2 separate regions of the Homo sapiens genome follow, and region 2 is linked to region 1. Evidence: read pairs that join two places in POLR2A ChIA-PET (ENCODE). Cell type or tissue: PC-3. All regions are shown on one strand. Links, peaks and the distances in the headings refer to the core of each region. The heading gives the core; the rest is flanking DNA.

Region 1 (11,330 bases), core at 2,238-10,237:
TTCTTTATAAATAAAGTAGATATTGAAATATACAAAGTTTTGGGTGTTAGCAAAAGTTAGAGGCAAAAATCAAGAGGGTATGTAATACTAAATCATTTAAAAATTATATGTATAAAATGGGTAGACTATGGAAAGATTTTCTTCCATTTATCCACACTATTTACCTAAGCCAGATGACTGGCAATTTTATCTAAATTTCTCCCTTATCATCTCACATCAGGTGGGTTGCAAAAGCATATCATTACACTTCTTAATTTCACTGATATCTATATCCTTGCCTCAATCTTTATTGCTTTAAAAGGGTCCAATTATTTCCAAGTTACATTTAAATAATAGCTTCTATGTTTGAATGTTTGTGCCCATTCCCCACCTTGCCCCTGTAATTCATATGTTGAAATTCTAACTTTCATGCTGATATTAGGAAGTGTGGCCTTTGGGAGATGATTAGGTCATGAGGGTAGAACACTCACGACTGAGATTAGTGCCTTTATAAAAGCATCCCTAGAGAAATGGCCCATCCTTTCCATAATGTGAGTACACAGCTGGAAGGCACCATCTATGAACCAGAAACAGGGTCCTCATCAGACATTGATTGCCCCTGTCAGTGCCTTGATCATAGACTTCCCTGCCTCCACAGTGGGAGGAATAAATATCTGTTGTTTATTAACCACTCAGTTTATGTATTCTTGCTATAAAAGCCCTAATGAACGAAGACAATAGCCTTACAGGTTCTCCTCAGTTCAATCATCAAAGGATTCTCCTTGCTGTAGCCAACATGATATTCTTAGAAAATGAATAGGATCTAATTACTCTGAGGATTAAACCTGTTACTTTAATGATAAGATCCAAACTCAGACGGTCCATGATGTGGATATTAATAAGCCATGGTTCTTCTCACTTTGGATCTTATTATGAAAGTAATGGAACAAATTGAGTTAGGATCTTCCTTCAGATCTATCCTTTACCCTATCTCCACATCAACCCTTAATCCAAACAACCAAATATGATTCTGTTTCCTCATTCAATTTTCTCCAATAGCAGATGCCTTGCTTATGCTTTTCTCATTGCTTAGGATGCCAACCAATAAGCCACTCAGATGCAAAGGAGGAGCCATGTTTAAAAATTGTACCCAGACTTAAATGAGTAAAAAGAAAGAAAAGAGATCTAGGCAATTAGAAACCTGGACAATTGCTTCAAACAGAGGATGGGGAATTCAGAAATGTATTTCCAATTAAAAATTATACATACATAAGCATATGGGATATTTGTGGCGTATCTGCACGTTTTAATTAAATAGGGTCAAATGCTAATAAGTGATGCTGTATCTCCATTTTCTCCTTTTTTTTTAACATTACAGTTTTAAATGTATGTTAGTATACTCTGAAGCTAGATGGCTTAGTGTATAATTATTGCAATTGAAATAGTATATGTATACTTATGATAAAAAGGGACAAATAAGTCATACTAACAATTTATATCTTAAAAACCTAAACTTATAACCTTTCTGCTACTCAATCAGTTCTTTTTTCTCACTTAAAAATTTAATTTTCTTATTATAATTGTAATATGACTTTTTATTTAAAATTTTAAAATATAGATATGAATAACAATAAATCTGTGTTCATATGTGTATTGAAAAATACTTGTTACTAACATTTTATTTTTGCTTATATCATTCTGTCCTTTCATTTATGCAAATGTAATCTTTTTTATTTACAAAACTGGATTGAAAAATAATATTACATTGTAAACTGTTTTTCTTCAATAAGATATACTATGTTTATCTTTCCATGACATCACATATTTTTCACGGAAAAATATTTTAAAAATATTTTTCAAGGCTGCATAATATTGCATAATATGAGACTGCTATAATTTAATACATTTTCTATGACTGGGCATTAAATTTACTTTCACTGTTTTATTATTACAAGATGTAAACTACAATAAGATCCTTATAGCCATATAATTGTAAAAAGCCTTCCTTCCTCCTTTAGGATTGATTTGTACAGGATAAATAGCTACATCAAGAGGTATGCAAGTTCGATATACTAATAATGGGTTGTCACGTTTGTCTTCAGAAACACTGTAACAGATTTATTTCCATTAACAAGAAATGAGAATCCCTGTTTTCTGCACTATTGCCAAATTTAGCTACCTAACCATTTCTAAAATGATTCTTTAGATTTTTTTCAGCTTCTATTTGCAACCAAATTCCCTAAGCCCTTATCTTTTCTATTCTGGTTTTCTTTTATTTAAATAAAAGAAACTTCCACATGGAAAATATGACTTGTAAGAAATAAGTCCAGAAGCAACCAAATAAGCCTAGAATACAGGAGCAATGAAAGGGAGGCAGCTCTTGCAAAATTTCTAGGAAGGAAATAACAACAAAAAGATACAAAAACTTAACTACGTGATTTTACAGTGCCCATGCCTATTATTTTATTAGCCAGTTAGGTAGTACAACAAAATCAGAGAAGAGTATGTGATTGTGTTTGTTCATTATTTTGGTCAACATAAATTACCTTTATTAAAGAAGAATTAGGTTTACAATCAGATAAGGAAAATGTGTGGTAAGATATTAAAATAGAAAATGATAAAATTCTACAGGACATTGAGGTTGAACCTTATAGTCAAGTGGATAGAACACTTTAAAAGGTAAAGGAAAAATAATAAATTCAATTGTCTGATTTTTAAAAATTAGTCATAAAAATAATGATACATTCACAAATCCCTATAAGCAAGAACTATTTAACTAAGCAAGCTGACATTGACATTCAGCTGATATTGGCAAACAGCAACAGAAACCTGACTATGGTGCATAGCGGGTTAGAAAACACAAGACTGTCCTTGTGTCTGTTTTTACACCTATGCAGCCTCGCTTCACACATTCTCACAATACCCATCTTAGTTTAATCAGGCAACCTGTACATTCACATTTCAGGAGTTTCTAGATCACCACAAAGGGCACTATTTTATGGAATGAGTGTAATTAAAGCATTCCATTATTATCATCTACATTTTCCTCTCTAGAAAATACAATTGTTTCATTTCAGTAAAGCCTGTGTGTGAAATGAAGAACAACCCGATGAATTCTTTGTACTCAGGAAATAAATATTACATATAAGCTTTTCTTTCCCTTTGGGAATTTCCCAGAATTAAGGAGGGCTTCTACTCTTCCCGGTCAGCTAGGAGAAATGCTGGTCAGTGAAGCAAACGCAAGACATTTAATTATTTTAACACAAGTTGGTAGCAGTAAAGGATAAGAAGAAAATACCGTCATTAGCTGAGAAGGCAGCACTCTTCCTCCAGCAAGAACTGATCACTCTCATAAAAATATAAATGAATTAATCAGGTAAAAAGTATGAGAGAACTGAAAAGGTGGTATCATGTGGTCCTCCATCATTTCTTTAGAAATGCATAAACTTTTCCAGTTAAAGAGTGATCAGGGAAAAGGGACTGAGGCTGGTGTGAAGAGAAACAAGTTCGAGACAAAACCTGAGGTCCTTAAGCAGGAAGACATTTTCTGTGTGTGCTCTAAAGCAACTTCTCACAGGTTTCTCCATTGTTGGAGCTGGACTGGAGAGAGACAAAGAAATGACTCACTCTAGATTCACACCGAAGAACACCACCCTGGTTTCACATTTATTAGCAGGTGGTATTTTCCATGGTTAGGTAAGAGTATAGCTGTATTTTCTCCACTCTACTCTTTTTATTTTTTGACTCTTTGAAAGTATGCTAAACAGCATCCTAGCAATTATCAAAGCTCTGTGTGTTTGTGTGTGTGTATGTGTGTGTGCGCGCGTGTGCATGCATCTGCCTGCTTGTATGTATGAGTGCGATGCTATCTGTGTGTAAATACTCTTACAATGACACAGTACTTGACCATTGCTATCCTCCATGAGCCATATTTACAGGGAAGATTAATTAAGCAGAAGCCTAATTTTTATAAATAATCTATGTTCCTTTTACAACACAGGGGTTGTTTAGAGTTGCTGTGTGATCACACATTTGCAGCTTTATTCCTCAGATTTTAATGCTGAAACCAGGCTGTCATTAACACTTGCACTCTCTTATTCTGATAGAGTATAACAGTTTGCAGTTTAATTAAAGGGCTATTGGGGGTGGTAACAGTGAGAGGGGTGATGGTGTGGATTTTAGAACATCAGGGTATCCAATAGCCACAAACACCTGGTGCTATTTAAGTTGTACCTTTAACCAATTGCAGTTGGCAGCCATCAGAATACAAAAGAAGCCAGAAAGGGGAATAAATGACATATTTTAAAGAGTGAAGGGATTGATTTTTACATCAGTCACTTGAATGAGTGATTCTCTCCAGAGGGTGCAGGGAGGAGGCTCCTGTCTAAATGCTAGGAGTGTCTATGGATTTGAATAATGGATTAGGAAGTGCCCAAACATCACGATTTTCAGATTTCTCCTGCTGAATCAGGACAGCTTGTCCAAAGCGTCAGGGAGAAAGCTATTCTTTACCTTGGAAACACTGCGACAGGGGGCCTGAATAATGACTTTTCAATAGGGAGAGAGTCCCCAAAGACCAATGTTGGATGAGTGTGAGTTACAATGATCAGAGGTAGTTTGCTTTAGGTGGGTGGGCCTTGGAGCACTTTCCTGCTTGTCATTTTTATTCCATTAGGGTGTGTGTGGGGGCAAGGAACTACAAATTCAGAATGCTTTGGGGAGAGCAGGTTGTGAGGGGAGGGCTGGGGGAGGGATCTTAATTATTTCCTTGACTAGATTGTTTAATGGTGCCATCCTTAGAGACCCCCTTGCTGCCAGCTTGTTACTCATTCCCAGAGTGAATATTACTTTAGTAGATAGAGTTCTGAAGTTTGTATGGCATCTGAATTGAAAAATAGGAAACATTTCTTTAAAAAATAATGACACTCTTCAGACTGCAAGAATTGGGAATTCGTTAATATCCACTCCTATATCTTAGGAAATAATTACATATTAAGAACATGCTACAGGGACCAATGTAAACAATCAAGGCCTCTAACACATTCTTTGAAAATAAAATATACATATACCTTTACCTTGACCAAATAGGGGAAAAGGTGAGCAGAAAGGTCAGATGTTTGGCAAGAAGAGGAGTAAGTAATTGAGTGGGAGGGGGAGCATAACCAAGTCATTTTCCTCATCAGTGAACAGCACCAAACAGTTGGAGGATGGAAGCCGACAGTGTTTTTAAAACAAAAAGCAGAGTGAGTAGCCATACGTGAGGCTATGTAAACAGGACACTTTTGATCCCAGGAGTTAACAAAGACAGTGCCAGAAAAATGAGTCACTCAAGCACTGCCACAAAAGCCAAGGATGAGGTTGGGGCTGAGTCATCTCATATTCAGATCTAAACTCATGTCTCTGCCTCCTTGTCCAGGTCCCCTGCTTTGGGCAGATGAAATGGAATCCTAGCTGTGTCTCCTCTCAACATGGACTGGGTGGATAAATAAGCCAGAAAATTCAGGATTTTTGAAAATTACTTTAACTGTAACTTTTCTCACTGAATTAGTCAACCCTTCTTTTCAGGTTGGTATCTACATTTGGGTACAAACTGTACTGAAAATGATAGCATACTCCAAGGACTCCTCAATAATAAACTCAAGGAATTATCTACATGCACCTCTGGCCAAATCACCATAATTTGGTGAATAAAAATGTCTACAGAGAACACCTTTCCTCTGCCTCCCTCAGAAAGTCCTTGCATCTTGAAGAGCTGACTTTGGTCTCTGACTTCTAGGTTTAATGCTAGGCTTCGTCAGCCAATGTGCCTAAGACAAGTCATTGGCTAAGACACACGCATGACCTTCAAAGAACTAATAGGCTTTTTGGTAAGATAAGCTATAGAAACATATAACCTTCAAAGATAACAGTTAAGTAAAATATTTTATTTTGATTCTGTGAATGAATGTATAGACAATATTGTAGAAGTGGCAAGGAGAACATTTAAAATAGATACAATATATAAACATATATATATATACACACACACACACACACACACACACGCACACAAATACAGAAGATTTATGTGCCTGTGTATGTTTAGTCTGAGATGTATTTCAAAAGGAAGATGGATGATCCTGAATCTCTTCGAAATGAGTGGCATTTAGATAGGTAGAAAGAAAGAAGGAAGAGATTCTATTCACACTGAAACACAGGTAAGCCTTTAGTGCAAAGACAATACTTGTCTTGACTCACATTTAAGTAGGATGCAAGGCAGTTAAAAACATTCCTTGAATCCCCACAACTCCTTGCAAACTTTATACATAGACACTCTTGAGGATGGCCAACATAACACATTAGTAGAAGAATCAGAATTTGCAGCCAAGTGTTTCCTGACTTCAACACCCACAGTGTTGACACTGCGTGTACTAGATTAAGGTAGATAGTTTGAGAAACTGGCAGCTTCGACTTTCTCAATGACTTAAAAGCATGTAGTAAAGTCAAGTAGGCGGCAGACGTGCATGTCATTACAGAATTTTTACGTGCTCAGAATTAAAACATAGAATGTTTACTTAAATTTAGAAACAATTTTCATACATGTGCTTTCATTTGTTCTTTTAATTCCAAAATCAAATACTGTCAACCATCATAACTTTAGTGAGAATTCAATCAAGGCTAAAGAATCACCTCTTTCAGCAAGCCTAATGACTTTCACCTTAGTCTCTACTGTATTAAGATAAGGGAAACTACTATTTTATTTCTAGCCTCTACCTTTGTTTTTCCTTTATTTTTTTAAATTTAAAGGCAAAACATAAACACTTAATTACACAGACACCATTGCCATAGTTGGTGACATGGATCAAACTGTTTTGTTGGCCAGAGAAAACAACACCTGCATGGGACAGTTAAATGTTCGTTTGGGAGTTGCCCTGTGGAAGTCCCAGTGTTGGGTGTATAAAGAAGCCTCAGGTTGTCAAACAATGCACATGTGAAAAAGTAAGGGTTGCAAAGATCTACAGTAATGCTAGTGTTGGTTTTTATAAAATGAGTCCCTGCATTTTTAACATTCTGGAAATGTAGAAAGTAATTTATTATTTTTCAACATAGAATAATTTTGAATTAATTCACTCATGAAAGATACTCTGTTGAGCATGTAATCCTAAACAAAACAGGGTTCCTGCCTTTAAGTGTTTCTCCAAATTAGAATTTAAAAATATGTTTACATTATGTTTGGCAAATGATATGTTGCATATATCAATTAACGGAATTATATTTTTGCAGATTTTGTATGATATTTGAATTCTACTTTTTTGGTACCCTTGGTAGACAAATGGCTCCCCTGGAGCAATAAAACTGCCTTGGGATAGTTGAGTTGGAGATAAATAATACACTGTATGAAAAAAAATTCTAAAGAAATAGTATAAATAGTTCTGGTCTGTCTAAAGTGAAATAGCTATGACCTGCACTCACAGTAGGACAAGAAAACAACTTCAGGAACAGAAGTATTTTTTACATTTATATTCTGAGGAATCTTTATTATTAATAGTGACCTATATTTTTATTACCCAAGGCTAAATATCTCTGTATATCTACCTTTTGACCATATTTCCAGAAAAGTACAGATGTAGATATGTATGTAAATATATGTAGGAGGTATGAATTTCAGTCCACAATCAGAAGAAGCAGGAGATATCATAGTTTTTTTTTTCTCTTTAAAGTAGATTTAATACCTCAGAGTTCTCACCAGTGAAATATAGGAATTTCACTTTGAGTAAATTTGGGTTATCTTCTTACCAGGATTTAAATATGGAGGTGACTGAAATCTTAATTGATGGAGGCTATCATTTTAAAAATTGCTCCTGTTACCCTATAATGCTGTGGTCAATTGACAGTACCTGCCCTCTGGCTCTTGAAAACTGATGTTCTTCCAGCTTTGCAACAACATAGATGATCCTGGTGGACATTATGCTACATGAAACAAAACAGGCACAGAAAGACAAATACCGTATGAACTCACTTATATGTGAAATTAAAGTGTAAGTCATAGAAACGGGGTAGAAGGGTGGTTACAAGGAGTTGGGGAAGTGGGAAAAATGAAAAGATATTGGTCAAAGGATAGAAACTTCTAAATATGTGATAATTTTTGAGACTTAATATGCAGCATAGTGAGTACGGTCATCATGTATACAGTAATGTATTACATACTTGAAATTTGCTAAGAGAGTAGATCTTAAGTATTCTTACCACACACATACACATAAAAGGTAACTATATGAGGTGATGGGTATGTTAATTAGCTTGATCATGGTAATCCTTTTACAATGTATACATATATCAAAACATCACTTTGAGTACTTTAAATATACAATCACGCATTGCTCAGCTACAGACATGCGTTCTGAGACATTTGTCTTTAGTTGATTTTGTCTTTGCACAAACATCATCATGTGTACTTTCACAAACCTAGATGGTATAGTCTACTACACACCTATACTATATGGTATAGCCTATTGTTCCTAGGCTATAAACCTGTACAACATGCCACTTTACTGAAGGTTACAGGCAATTGTAACACAATGGTAAGTATTTGTGCATCTAAGCATATCTAACATAGAAAGGGTATGATAAAAATACGATATGAAAATCTTCTGAGACCACTATTATATGTACAGTCTCTCATTGACCAAAACATCTTTATGCAGTACATGGAGTATATAATTTTAATTTGTCAATTATACTTCAATTAAGCTGGAAAAAAAAAACCAGAACAAACAAAACTTCTGATCTAAGCTGGTTCTGAGATGACCCTTACATAATCTTTCCTATTGGCCTGATAGTCCACATCTGGGATGCAGGGACGTGCCACCAGCCACCCTGTCTCTGTCTCCTCCTTAATCTAAGAAGAGGTTAAAACTTCCTTTCTTGGATGGAAGCTTCTACCTCCCTTACCTCCACTATTCAAAACACTTCTTTCCATCCATCCCCCTCATCTTCTCCTTTTTGGGCCTTTAGAAATACAGAAACATTCTTAATTTCCTCTGTTATATAAATAACTTACATGCTACATAACTTGGAAGTTTATTTCTCACTAACCCTATTGTGAAAAATATTTGAGGAAGTTTTCTCTATTGAACAATGCCACGCAAGCTATGAATGTACATTAGATCAGTGTACATCTGAGCATGCAATACTTAGAATTTATTTTTAACTATGTCTGACAAGGTAAATCAATTATATTCCAGTCATTTAAAATGATTATTTAATCCAACAATCACAATTTTGTTGACTTGAGTTCCTTATAAGCTTTCCTATCATTTCCCTCCCTTCTATTTCCTGGTCAGAGATTAGGCACTGGACAAGCTCATGTGATATGTATTTTTTTTTCTTAAATGAATGCTTTGTAATTGAATCACCCAGAAAATTAATTAAAACGATCAAACTTCTTGGTGTCAGATAGACATATCCCTTTTCAAATATCATTTGATAGTAGATATGAGGCATCTCAAAGACTTACGGTAGAGAAAAGAAAAAGTGGTTGTTAAAATAGCCTTGTACAGTCACTATGAACAGAATTTTTAACACAAAAACATACAAGGAGTATGATGTTTACAATCCACAAAGATGCTTTAAATAGAACATTTCTGTAATGCAACATCTTGTGTTTTCATATTTCCCATCATATTCAAAAATATTCTTCAACATAAAGAAAAAGTCCAATATATTTGCATAGTAAGAAGAGTTGAAAACATCAGATAATATTAAGAAACTGAAATAATAATATATAGTGCTTTTATTTCTATATATTCTAAAAGTGGGTGTTTATACTTATAAATTGATATATAAAGAGTTACTATCAAATTCATATTTAAAAAAATAAAAATACCAATGCTCTGTTTAAATGCTGGCATCAAAAGGATTAAGCTATAATTATTTTCTTGAGGACTTGTGGGTTTCGAAGTGATACATAGGCTTATATACAATTATATATAGACAGGAAAAAAGACTAAGCAAAGTAGTAAAAAATTATAATGAATCTAGTAATAGCTAAAAAATTAAGGCCTTGTTTGTACATCTATAGATAAGCAAACTTCACTTTTTAAAATGATATCTTGCTTTCTTTAGAATCACTTATACTCAAAATGATTAAGCATTTTAATTTTTGTAGTTACATTTGCATTTTATCCATGTTACACTTCCTTGCAGAAATAACAGTCTTGGGGAGAGGGAGAAGTGGTTTGGGGCTGCTTCAGGCAGCATTTTCCTCATTTATTTGATAAATATTTATTGTGTTAGTTACTAAGCATACAGCTGTGAATAAGACACAGTTTAATCCCTCACACAATCAAAACCAGGTCATTATTAAATTAACAATGATTATGCTTCAAAGCATATATAGACACCATTTCTTGATTTTGAATTAACCAGTTGTTTTTCCCGGATGTGCATACTGGAACACATAAGTACACAGACATTTTATTTCTAGCAGTAATCTTGGCTATACATTAACTCTTTCACTACATATTATGCATGTCTTATTATCTCCATGGTTTTATTATTTAAGGAAACCTAGATGATTCTTCTAAAGGTAACTGGATAATTCAAATAAGAAAATTCAACAAAAGTTGAAAAGGGATATTTTACATTTAAAAATGGGTCATAGTCAGTTTATTGTCTACTCCTAAAGTTCAGTTTAAAAAGGTAATTCTTTTCTTTTTTTTTAAGATTGAACAAAACTATTTATTAGGTTTTATACATATTTGTTCCAATTTTTTTATTATACTTTAATCTTTAGGGTACATGTGCACAACGTGCAGGTTAGTTACATATGTATACATGTGCCATGTTGGTGTGCTGCACTCATTAACTCGTCATTTAACATTAGGTATATCTCCTAATGCTATCCCTCCCCCCTCCCCCCACCCCACAACAGGCCCGGGTGTGTGATGTTCCCCTTCCTGTGTCCATGTGTTCTCATTGTTCAGTTCCCACCTATGAGTGAGAACATGCGGTGTTTGGTTTTTTGTCCTTGCGATAGTTTGCTGAGAATGATGGTTCCCAGCTTCATCCATGTCCCTACAAAGGACATGAACTAATCATTTTTTATGGCTGCATAGTATTCCATGGTGTATATGTGCCATATTTTCTTTATCCAGTCTATCATTGTTGAACATTTGGCTTGGTTCCAAGTCTTTGCTATTGTGAATAGTGCCTCAATAAATATACGTGTGCATCTGTCTTTACAGCAGCATGATTTATAATCCTTTGGGTATATACCCAGTAATGGGATGGCTGGGTCAAATGGTATTTCTAGTTCTAGATTCTTGAGGAATCGCCACACTGACTTCCACAATGGTTGAACTAGTTTACAG
Region 2 (11,330 bases), core at 1,074-9,073, 430 kb before region 1:
CTTTTCTGGGCTATTACTATCCCTCTCCACCACTTTGTCTGGCCTGAGATGTGTGTAATAACTGGCTTTTTCTGCTTTTGCTTTTCCACCCCTATCAGTCCATAGGAAATAATCCATTTTGAAAAGATGATGAACGAGAGGCCTTTGAATAAATTAGCATAAATAAACGAAACCAAAACGTGATGAGTGTTAATAATAAGGACTCAGTTGGATTTTACGTAAGATGAAGCAACATCCAGAGTATGAGGAAATTGGGCTAGGGCATCTCTCTTGTTTCTCAGAAGTGATAGCAGCTCATGTCAGCCATTTACTGGCACTAAATACCTTCTTTCAGGAAAAGTATCAAATGTAGCCAGCATTTCACACTTGTACTATTTTCTTATTTAAAAAATCCATAGCCCTCTTAAGAAATAAAATTAATATTAAATATTCCATTGGCTGAATCCCATGCAGACACTAATGGGAATCTGAAGAGAGCCCTGCTTTGGGTAAGCAGTCTTGAGTGATTTTTGTTATATTTTAATAACATTAAAAATATGGATCTGGTTCTCATCTCTTTCTCTTCTATGTATCTATCTTATCTGAATATAAATGGATATGTTTAGAAAATTCATGAAAAAGTGTACAGTAGGGTCCACTTCTAAAAACCTCCTCATCCTGTTTAATAGGCAGCCATAATATAAATTAAAGCAAGCATCAACATTAAATATGAACTCCATTGTAATGGTATTACCTGCTAACTTCATCTCTAATCTCTGCTAGTCTATGAGTCCACCCTATTATTTGTAGTTCCTCTCTTGTATTTATTTCATCAATATTATTACTCTTTATCATTAATTATCCATTGTAACTAATTAATAATTATTAAGAAGCAACCGAACAGTACTAGTTCCCTCCCAGCTTGCAAGCCACCTTGATATTTCCATCTTTTATGCTGTACATAAGTCTAACCAGACTTTCTGACTTTTTTTCAAAGCTCTTTAGTGCAAAAGCTAACAATTATCCCCAGTAAACTTTGTCCTTTTTCTGATAGACTATTTTAAAAATTAATCAAGTGTTAATTTTAACTACTTTGTTATTCTGAGTTACAGGCAACTCTACCAAGTTAATATCCCCTATCAATTGTATGAGTATATTTTATCATTTTTATTGAATTCACAATTGAATATAAAATAATTGCATATGTTGTAGGAGCATTTCCTTTCAAAGAAGAGTCAGAGAATATTCCTTTCTACAATTATCTATTTATGTAATACTCACAATTCAGCATCAAAACCAGATTAACCTACCTTCATCGAGTTCCTCAAGAACTGATCATCTTGCTAATGCAACAATGATTAAAATATTGTACTTGTAAATTCTAATAAGTAGTGTAACTTTTTATAGAACTAGATAATTACCTCTGCTATAATACAAAGTTTGTTAGTGCTCCAAAGCCCAAATCAGATAGATAAGCAGACCCCATTTTATCGGAAACAGCCAATGGAACTAGGTAAATATAGGTTGAAGGTGGGCTATTTTGGCAATGGGCATCATGGTTGACTTCAGTCATTCAGAATGCTATTTCACAAATGAAGGAATGGTCTTATTCTGCATTGTCATAAAGAACAAAACTGATACTAAGTAGTCACAGACACATGACAGTAGAATTATTTCATTACCCCTTGACTTGTTTCAGAAAGAGTTTCAAGAAATACATGAAGAACATAGATTTCTCAGAATATAGTATAATAAGTATATGTGGTTAGCTTTTTGTCAGTAAAGACACCCAAGAAGTCACATGAAGAGTACTCGCTGAGAGGTTTTTAGGGAAAAAAATCAAGCTTCAAGATGACAGTTTTACTGAATAGCCTGCATGGTTCCTTGTAACCCTAGTAACCCATGATCCTATGAAGTACGTCATTTAGATGTCTTACTTTCTATTTTCTGCCATTAACTCTTTACCTTTTGTGATCTGGCTCCGTTAATTACTGGTCAACTGAATTCTCTCAGCAAAGAAACTATGCTAGATTTCACTAATGGTCCTAATTCTTCACTCATCGTATAGCTATACTCTGTACCATATGACTTTGCAGTTCCTACCACTATTTCCCTGCTTTTTGACTTTGAGTTTGACCATGTGGATTACTTTTGTTGATGTGATATTAGCAGGCATGGCATTAAAAAAATCTTAAAAATTTCTGTGTGACTGAGCTTACCTTCTCATGCCCCTGCTTTTTTCATGAGAATGACATTTCTGGGATAGTCTACTGGTCCCAGGAGAAAGATGAAAGATGTATAGTGCAGGTTGGAACCATCCCCACTGGATCTGGCCTAATCAAGTGCTGCAAAGCTACATTTCCTGAAAATAAAGTAGCTGACTGATACAAAATTTGGCACCTGAAAGTGAAGTGCTGCTGTATTAAATACTTACAATTTGTGGCATGAGTTTGAGAACTAGCTAGTGTTAGAACTAACCAGTGGACCGGGCAAGGTGGCTCAAGCCTATAATCCCAGCCCTTTGGGAGGCCAAGGCAGGAGGATCACCTGAGGTCAGGAGTTCGAGACAAGCCTGGCCAACATGGCAAATCCCCATCTCTACTAAAAATACAAAAATTAGCCGGGCATGGTGGCAGGTACCTGTAATCCCAGTTACTCAGGAAGCTAAGGCAGGAGAATCACTCGAACCTGGGAGGCAGAGGTTGCAGTGAGCCAAGATCGTGCCACTGCACTCCGGCCAGGGTGACAAGACAGACTCTGTCTCAAAAAAAAAAAAAAAAAAAAAAGAACTAGCCAGTGATGTTCCCTCATCACTAGGTCAGTGATGAAGGAACAATGAGAAGAGGCTGGGTAAATGGCAATCCACGTAAAATAGTGATGAAATTAGTAATATTGTCTGTTACAATAACTGGGAAGATAGTAAATGTATTTAATAGATTTTTGTACTTGGCTGAGTAAACCCTAAGCAAAATGTTGAAGTGCACTCTTGTTTCTTTTACTTGTGTTTGATATACTACTTTAAGAAAGAGATAAGCTTAGAAAAATACGAATCAGATTGTAGCAAAATTTGGTGAGAATGCAAAGTCTATAACCTGTTGGGTTGGAAAGTAAAAGAGGTTCTTATCTCCAACTCTTCCAGATAATAAAAGAAACTTCAATTCTGATAAATTCTGGGGCTGAAGATTAAATCTAGGAAATAGCTGATGTATACATGGTCTCAGAATACAGACTAACTACATGGTATGACTGTAGGTTCTTTTGATAAGACTTCTGAAAAATTTACAGTGATACCTAGTAGATATTATGATCACACAGCAGCCTAATATGCCCAAAATACTGCAATTAAGCCTAAGCTGTATTATCCTACATGGTAGCCTCTACCCAAGTAGCTGTTTAAATTAGAATTCATTAAAATTTAAAATTTAGTTCATTACTCATACTAACTATATTTCAAGTACTTAGTAGCCGCATGTGACTAGTAGCTCTCTTATTGGACATCACAAATAAAGGCTCTTTCCATTATTCTAGAAAGTTTTATTAGATGGCTCTGGTAGAGCTGTCTAATAAAAAACCACTAAATGTTTCAGAAAATTCAGTTACCATATATGCTACTGTATTAAGCCATTCTTGCTCTGCTATAAAGAAATACGTGAGACTAGGTAATTTATTAGGAAAGAGATTTAATTGGCTTATTATTCTGCAGGCTGTATAAGAAGCATAGTGGCATCTGCTTCTGAGGAAGCCTCAGGAAGCTTCCAATCATGGCAGGGGAGTAGGCACGTCACATGGTAAGAACAGAAGCCAGAAAGAGAGAGATTGACCATTGGGGGGTTGGTATGTCACACACTCTATTATAATGACCAGATCTCAAGAGAACTCACTCACTATTGAGAAGGCAGAACCAAGCCATTAGGGATTCACCGTCATGATCGAAACACCCCACACCAGACCTCACTTCCAGCATTGGAGATTACAATTTAACATGAGATTGGGGTGAGGACAAATATTTAAACTATATTATTCCACCTCTGGCCCCTCCCAAATCTCATGTCTTTTTCACATTGCAAAATACAATCATGCCTTTCTAACAGTCCCCCAAAGTTCATTTCAGCATTAACTCAAATGTCCAAAGTCTCATCTGAGATAAGGCACATCTCTTCCACCTATGACCCTGTAACATAATAAACAAGTTAGTTGCTTCCAAGACATAATGGGGCTTTAGGCATTGGGTAAACACTTTCATTTCAACAGGGAGAAATTGGCCAAAAGAAAGGGGCTACAGACCCCATGCAAGTTCATAGTTCAGCAGGGCAGTCATTAAATCTCCTAGTTTCAAAATAGTCTCTTTTGACTCCTTGTCCCACATCCAGGGCACACTGCTGCAAGGGTGGGCTCCTAAGGCCTTGGGCAGCTCTGACCCCATGACTCTGCAGGGTACAGGCCCACCAGGCTGCTCTCACATTGTTGAGCGCCTGTGCCTTTTCCAGGCACAGGGTGCAAGCTGATGGTGTATCTACAATTCTGGGGTCTGGAGGATGGTAGTCCCCTTCTCACAGCTCCACTAGGCAATGACCCATTGGGAACTCTGTGTGGGGGCTCCAACACCACATTTCCCTTTGGCACTTCACTAGTAGAGGTTCTCTATGGGGCTCCACCCCTGCAGCAGGCTTTCAGCTGGGCACCCAGGCTTTTTCATACATCCTTTGAAATCTAGGTGGAGGTTGCTAAGCCTCACTTGCTCTGCAGGCTCACTCCTGCAGGCTCAACACTACGTGGAAGCCAAGAAGGCTTACAGTAGCTTGCTCCCTCTGGAGTGGCAGCCTGCACTGTACTTGGGCCCCTTTGAACCAAGGCTGGAGCTGGAGTGGCTGGAATGTGGGGAGCATTATGTGCAGGGCAGCAGGGCCCTGGGCCTGACCATGAAACCATTCTTCTCTCTTTCACCTTTGGGCTTAAGATGGGAGGGGCTGCCTCAAAGTTCTCTGAAATGGCTTCAAGACCTTTTACCCATTGTCCTGGATATTAGTACTTGGCTCCCCTTTAGTTATACTAATATATTTAGCAAGTCGTTGCTCCACAGCCTGCTTGAATTTCTCTCCTGGAAAAGCTTTTTCTTTCTCTGCCACATGGCTAGGCTGTAAATTTTCCAAACTTTTATACTCTGCTTTCCTTCTAAATATAGCTTCCAACTTTAAGTCATTCCTTTACTCCCACATCTGAGCATAGGTTGTTAGAAGCAGCCAGACCACGTCTTGAAAACTTTGCTGTTTAGAAATTTCTTCCACCAAATACCCTAAATCATCACTCTCAAGTTCAAAATTCCACAGATCCTTAGGGCATAAACAGAATGCAGCCAAGCTCTTTGCTAAGACATAACACATGTGACCTTTGCTCCAGTTCCTAATAAGTTCCTTATTTCAATCTGAGACCTTGACAGTCTGGACTTCATCGTCCATATCACTATCAGCATTTTGGATACAGCCATTTAACCAGTCTCCAAGAAGTTCCAAACTTTCCCTCATCTTCCTGTCTTCTTCTGAGTCCTCCAAACTCTTCCAACCTCTGCCTGTTACCCAGTTCCAAAGTCACCTCAACATCGTCAACTATCTTTATAGCAAAGCCCCACTCCCTACTCCTTGTTACCATTTTTCTTTTCTTTATTTTCTTTTTTTTTTTTTGGTTTGAGACAGGGTCTTGCTCTGTCATTCAGGCTGAAGTGTAGTGGCTCAATCATGGCTCACTGTAGCCTTGACCTCCCAGGCTCCAGTGATCCTCCCACCTCAGCCTCCTGAGTAGTTGGGATTACAGGTGCACACCACTACATTCTGTTAATTTTTGTCTTTTTTTTTTTTGAAATGGGGTTTTGCCATGTTGCCCAGGCTGGTCTCAAACTCCTGAGCTCAAGCAATCTACATTCCTTGGCTTCCAAAAGTGCTGAAATTACAGGCATGAGCCACTGTATCTGGCCCACTTTTCTGTATTATGCTGTTCTTGCCCTGTTATAAAGAAATACCTGAGACTGGATAATTTATAATAAAAGATTTAATTGACTCACAGTTCTGCAGGCTGTACAAGAAGCATAGCAGAATGTAATTCTGGGGAGGTGTCAGGATTATTGTTTTAAACCGCTGATTTTGAGGGTTGTTTGTCATGTTGCATTTGTGTATGGATAGCTATCTGATGGAGTCACTAATAATCTCTTGTTTATTAAAGTCAATAAGTCTAAATCTCTCTTGGCCAATTGCTCCTCTTGTTACTTGATTTCCATTACCAACTTTTTTTTTTTTTTCTACCTGCCTATCTTTATGGTTGTTTTTTTTTTCTCAGCTTTCCTTTGTGGATTTTCTTTCTCTGCTTTTTCCTTAAATCCAGATTCTATTCATCCTTAACTGTGTTCTCTTCACTTTAGGCACTAGGTTTGTGATGCATCTGTTTTATTTAATTCTTTCTTAACATTGTATAATGCCCATATTTCTATGTCCTACTAAGGTCTCCCTGTGCTCTAGAATAGTTAATAATTGATGGGCTATTTCAACATGTATGCCTCACTGGATATGTCTAAACACAAACTCCTCATCTTTGTCCTTAACTGTGTACCAGTTTTTGTGTTTCCTGTCTCAGTGGATGGCAGTATCACATATTCAGTTGCTCAGGCCAGGAACCTGGGTGAAATGAGTCTTCTTTCTCCCTCACTTTTCACATTTAATTAATTACAAAGTCCTGTCAATACTACTCCTTAATATATTTTATTTGCATTCACTTCATTCAAACCCTCTACCCTCTACATTATTTTTGTACCCTATTATCTCTTGTACTAGATTCCTACAGTTTCCTTTTAACTGGTTTTCATGCCTTCACTTTTGTATTTCTTCAAGTCATTCTTCAGAGATCAAGCTAATTGCTTATGTTAATTAGAGTTTCTCAGTTGCAAGCAAGAGAAACCATCTCTAGTTACCTAAAGCAAAAAGTGATACAGTAAAAAGAATTGGAAAGATGCATGGAAGTTTAAAGATAGAAGGGAATTCTAAAGAAAACCAGTAGGACTTTCTCAATAAATTTGGCTATGTGCTGGAAATGGAAAAAAAAAAGTGAAAAAGTGTTTTCCTCCCTTTGATTGGCCGATCTTAGGTGTTTATTTTGTTTAGAGTGATATCCATAAAATACTAAAAGGATGTGGTTATTGGAGCCCCCAAAGACTTTTTCAATTTTTGAAGACAGAAGCACTGGAATTATAATCTCACTAACATTGAGATGAGGTAAGAAGGCATTCCCAAGAAGAAATGGGAGTGCAGGTAGAAAGGAGAAATGGATGCCAGTTGGGCCCAAACAGATAAATGATTATTATCTCCATATATATTTTCTTTACATTGCTTAAAAACAGTTTAGTATCTTTCATGTTTCTCAGGATAGATTCCATATTTTCTAATATGACAGGCAAAACTTTTTCTGAGCTCTGCATAAGCTTTACATAAGTCCTTGGCTTCACAGAATACTATATTATCAAAATTAAAATCAGTCCTACCCTTATCTGGGTCAGGAACCTTGGCTCTTTCTACCTCCCAGGTCTGCTCCCAGCTATGCCTAGCCAAATCTGTCCAGTCCTCTGTAACTTGCTTAGAATTATTTCATCTCTTCCCAACACTGAAGGTACAGTCTATTTCCAACATGCCCATATAGGCCCTTGTGCTTGCCCATAGCTTACTACTTATCACACTGACTTTTAGTTGTCTTTTAAAGAACCCAGACTGATTCTCATTCACTTTTGTATTCCCAGTTGCTTTCACAGTAGTTGACACACAGTAGGCACTCAATAAATTTATAGGAAGTTGAAAAATATGCTTCTTATTTCATTTGTTGATAATTTTCAAGTATCATTAAAATGGTAGTAATATTTACTACATGGCAAATATGCAAGATAGTAAGGCTATGAATTAATGAAATCCATCCACTCTGGCCTCATAAATCACAGTGCTACATTCTGTTCCAGATTCCACAGGTGCAATGCTTACATTTAATTGCACTGATCAAGCTCTCCTTATGCTGAATTCCTGTATATATCATCCTCTGGGTAGGATCAACTGTGCAGTTTCAAATCCATTTGTTTCAAAATCCCAGGAGGACTCTGTGTTCTTGTGTGACTTTGTGTTACTTCCTGATGACTCATGGAGTGTAAGAGCAATGAAAGCAGAGGCTGCGTAAATAGATTCTCCTGGGGAGAAAATTCCTCTTTAAATCAATTTAATTTTCTACTTTTTGAAATGTGAGCTAAGCGTGTTGCATCTTTGTTTTAAGGAGCTCAAGCATCTTTGCAAATATTTGGTCCCTTTTCTTAAAGAATTCTTAAAGCCTGATATGATTGGCTTTGGCTTTCAGGCTTGATAATTCCTTGTAGCTTGGTAGGAATATCAAAGACCAAAATCCATTTTTTTCTGCTTTCCTAGACAACTCAGTGATAAAGTAGGAAAATAATAATAAACACGGATATGCACCAATAAGCTGGATTTCTATAGAGCATATTTTAGCTACAGGACTGAAAATTCTTTCCTATTCACTGTATTATCATATTTATTTTTTAGGTCAATATGACATAAATGTAGAAATAAAATAGCTGGGGACATAGAGGCATAAAAACATTCTGTTCAGTAAGGTCTCCAGGCTTATCCTCCTGTTTGTACCCTCTTAAACATGCTGTTATCCCACCCACATTTAAAATGTTGGCTCATGATCATTTGAATATTACCATGGGCATATTGGCAAATTCCTTTCAATTTTCCTCTGGCTAGTAAGCTTTAGAATAAGAATGACTCCCAATTGACCAATGCTATGTTTCGAATACACTCTATAATGAATCAATTTACAGAGGCAAACATTGGCTTCCCTTGCTGATTTGTTTTTCTGAAATCTGCCGAATAAAGGCCAGAATTCATTAGCTTGGCTCTCTAAGTTCTCTGTCATCAGATCCCTCTAAGCATTCTCTGCTCTATGCTCTAACCAAGCATTTTACAATGTATCTTCATTGAATATTAATCTTTTTAAATGTGCTGAGGAGGTGGATTCCATAGTAAAATTAGCTTATTAATGTGTTAAGATTTATTATGCAAATTAGCATATTAAAATCTTTAAGAAGTCTTTTAATAATGGAATTGGATCCATTTTGTTTAAGTTTTTCTGAACTTACTTGGTCATAGATTCTCTTTTTTCATATATATATATTTAACTTGCTAAGGGAAGTGTTACATTGCCTTATGTGTTCTGGAAAGATTTGCTGAACTGTTGGGTAGCAGTTTCCTATGTCCATTCATGGTCTCTCACCCTGGAATGCCTCAGCTGCTATTTTCAAGTATCTCTCAAAGCTAAGTCTAAGTGTAACTCACCGTCTTTCCTGATCTTCGCAGACAGACGTGTCCTCTCCCACTTCTGAACTCCTGTTGTATTTTATCAATGTGTCTTTTATGGCACTGCTCATTCTCTATATTGAATAATAATTAAGGCCAGTTTAATTACTCTCATTGGACTGTGGGATCCTTGAGGACACAGCCCAGTTTTACTCATTGTTTTATAATCTTTAGTATAGATAATATACCTGTCACCTATAGTACTTTTTCTAGAGCATTGATGCATTTAAAACAAACGAAACAACAGAGGAATGAATGAATGACAAAATCTTTATACATTATTAATATAAAATTTTAGTATTGTGGCTGAATCCATCTCTGAAAAATTATTTTGGATAAAATTATAATTTAATGACATTAGTATTTCACATAGGAATTTGCTATCAGATAGCAGTCTTGACTTTGTTTCAAGCCAAATATTGCTGCATGTCTCTTTCATGAACATGATCTTCAAGAACAAAACACCTTAGCTTGGTTTCCATGGGCCTCCTGTAATAGGCTACATCTACTTTCATCCTTGATTCTGCTTAATAGTAAGTATCTGTCCCATAAAAGCATGTCTCCCTATCTGATGAATGCAGTGTCCATTGTTACCTCCATGCTGTCCTTCAGGCTACACCCCGGCCCTGATTCCTTGCCATTCTCCTAAATCCTTAGCTATACCTATTCATCTTTCAAGACCTACTTCCAGTCAGAAGTTCACAATGAAGCCTTAATTACTTCAGTCTTCTAGCCTCCTTTGACTAGTAGCTCAACAGACCTTTTATTACTGATTGGTTACCTTCTGGCGTCCAGGCTGGAGTACCATGGCACAATCTTGGCTCGCTGCAGCCTCTGCCTCCCATGTTCCAGTGATTCTCATGCCTTAGCCTCCCGAGTAGCTGAGATTACAGGCATGTGCCACCACACCAGGCTAATTTTTGTATTTTTAGAAGAGACAGTGATATGGTTTGCCTCTGTGTCTCCACCCAAATCTCATGTCAAATAGTAATCCCCTCATGTTGGGGTAGGGACCTGGGGGGAGGTGATTGGATTATGGGGCTGGTCTCCCCCATACTGTTCTTGTGATAGTGATTGAGTTCTCATGAGAGCTGATGGTTTAAAAGTATGTGGCAGTTCCCCTCATTCTCTTTCCTGCTCCACCACGGGAAGATGTGCCTTGCTTCCCCTTTACTTTTGGCCATGATTGCAAGCTTCCTGAGACCTCCCCAGCTATGTGGAACTGTGAGTCAATTAAACTTCTTTTCTTTATAAATTACGCAATCTCAGGTAGTTCTCTAGAGCAGTGTGACAACAAAATAATACAGACAGAGTTTCACCATGTTGGCCAGACTAGTCTCAAACTCCTGGCTGCTAGTGATATGCCAACCTCCACTTCCCAAAGTGCTGGGATTACAGGCATGAGCCATGGTGCCCTGCCTGATTGGTTACCTTTTATACTGCCTTTCACCACCAGGCTTCAAACACCTTGAGGGCAGGAACACTTTGGGGATTTTTTTTTTTTTTGGTTCCTCAGAGAATCATAATGTTAATGATACCATTTAGTGAGCACTTATTGCATCCAGTCACTGCTTTTAGCAGTTTGCACAGACTGATTCAGTAAAACCTCATTAATCTGAGGCACAGAGAAGTTAAGTACCTTACCCAAAGTAACACAGCTAGTTTGAGATTGGAACTCAAGTGATCTGCTTGTGGAACTCACATGTTTATGAATTGGTTAGTTGAAATGGATAATTTTTATCTTTTTGGCATTATAAATTATGTATATCCATACACATTGATTGCATAAATTATATCAATGAAAATATGAATGTGTTCACTATTTTAGAAAATTCTACACAAAAGAGCATTTCTTTTTAATTGGCAGATGGTGAAATAAATATAACAGACACTTGAAACCCACAATAGGTGTAATTCCTTTTTTAGTCATGTAAAATAATTTCAAATATAAGACCA

The links. ChIA-PET counts read pairs that join two places held together with the same protein. Peaks named below come from ENCODE experiments on the same cell type or tissue, not always from the same donor. Only the 100,000 strongest peaks of a DNase experiment are listed, where the experiment ranks them.
Region 2: POLR2A ChIA-PET joins it to region 1 with 8 read pairs; 2 of 35 experiments call an interaction of 5 or more read pairs at or near these places.

The regions. Positions count from the first base shown.
Region 1 is chr11:29,277,067-29,288,396 of GRCh38, forward strand. No RefSeq gene overlaps it. Among named protein-coding and RNA genes, the nearest start is that of LINC02755, 310 kb to the right of the region's middle. In PC-3, for the core only: no CTCF peak of the experiment used is centred there; DNase peaks (open chromatin) are centred at 3,585 and 5,305; H3K4me3 peaks cover 294 bases; H3K27ac peaks cover 2,332 bases.
Region 2 is chr11:28,852,985-28,864,314 of GRCh38, forward strand. No RefSeq gene overlaps it. Among named protein-coding and RNA genes, the nearest start is that of LINC02742, 44 kb to the right of the region's middle. In PC-3, for the core only: no CTCF peak of the experiment used is centred there; a DNase peak (open chromatin) is centred at 8,097; H3K27ac peaks cover 1,574 bases.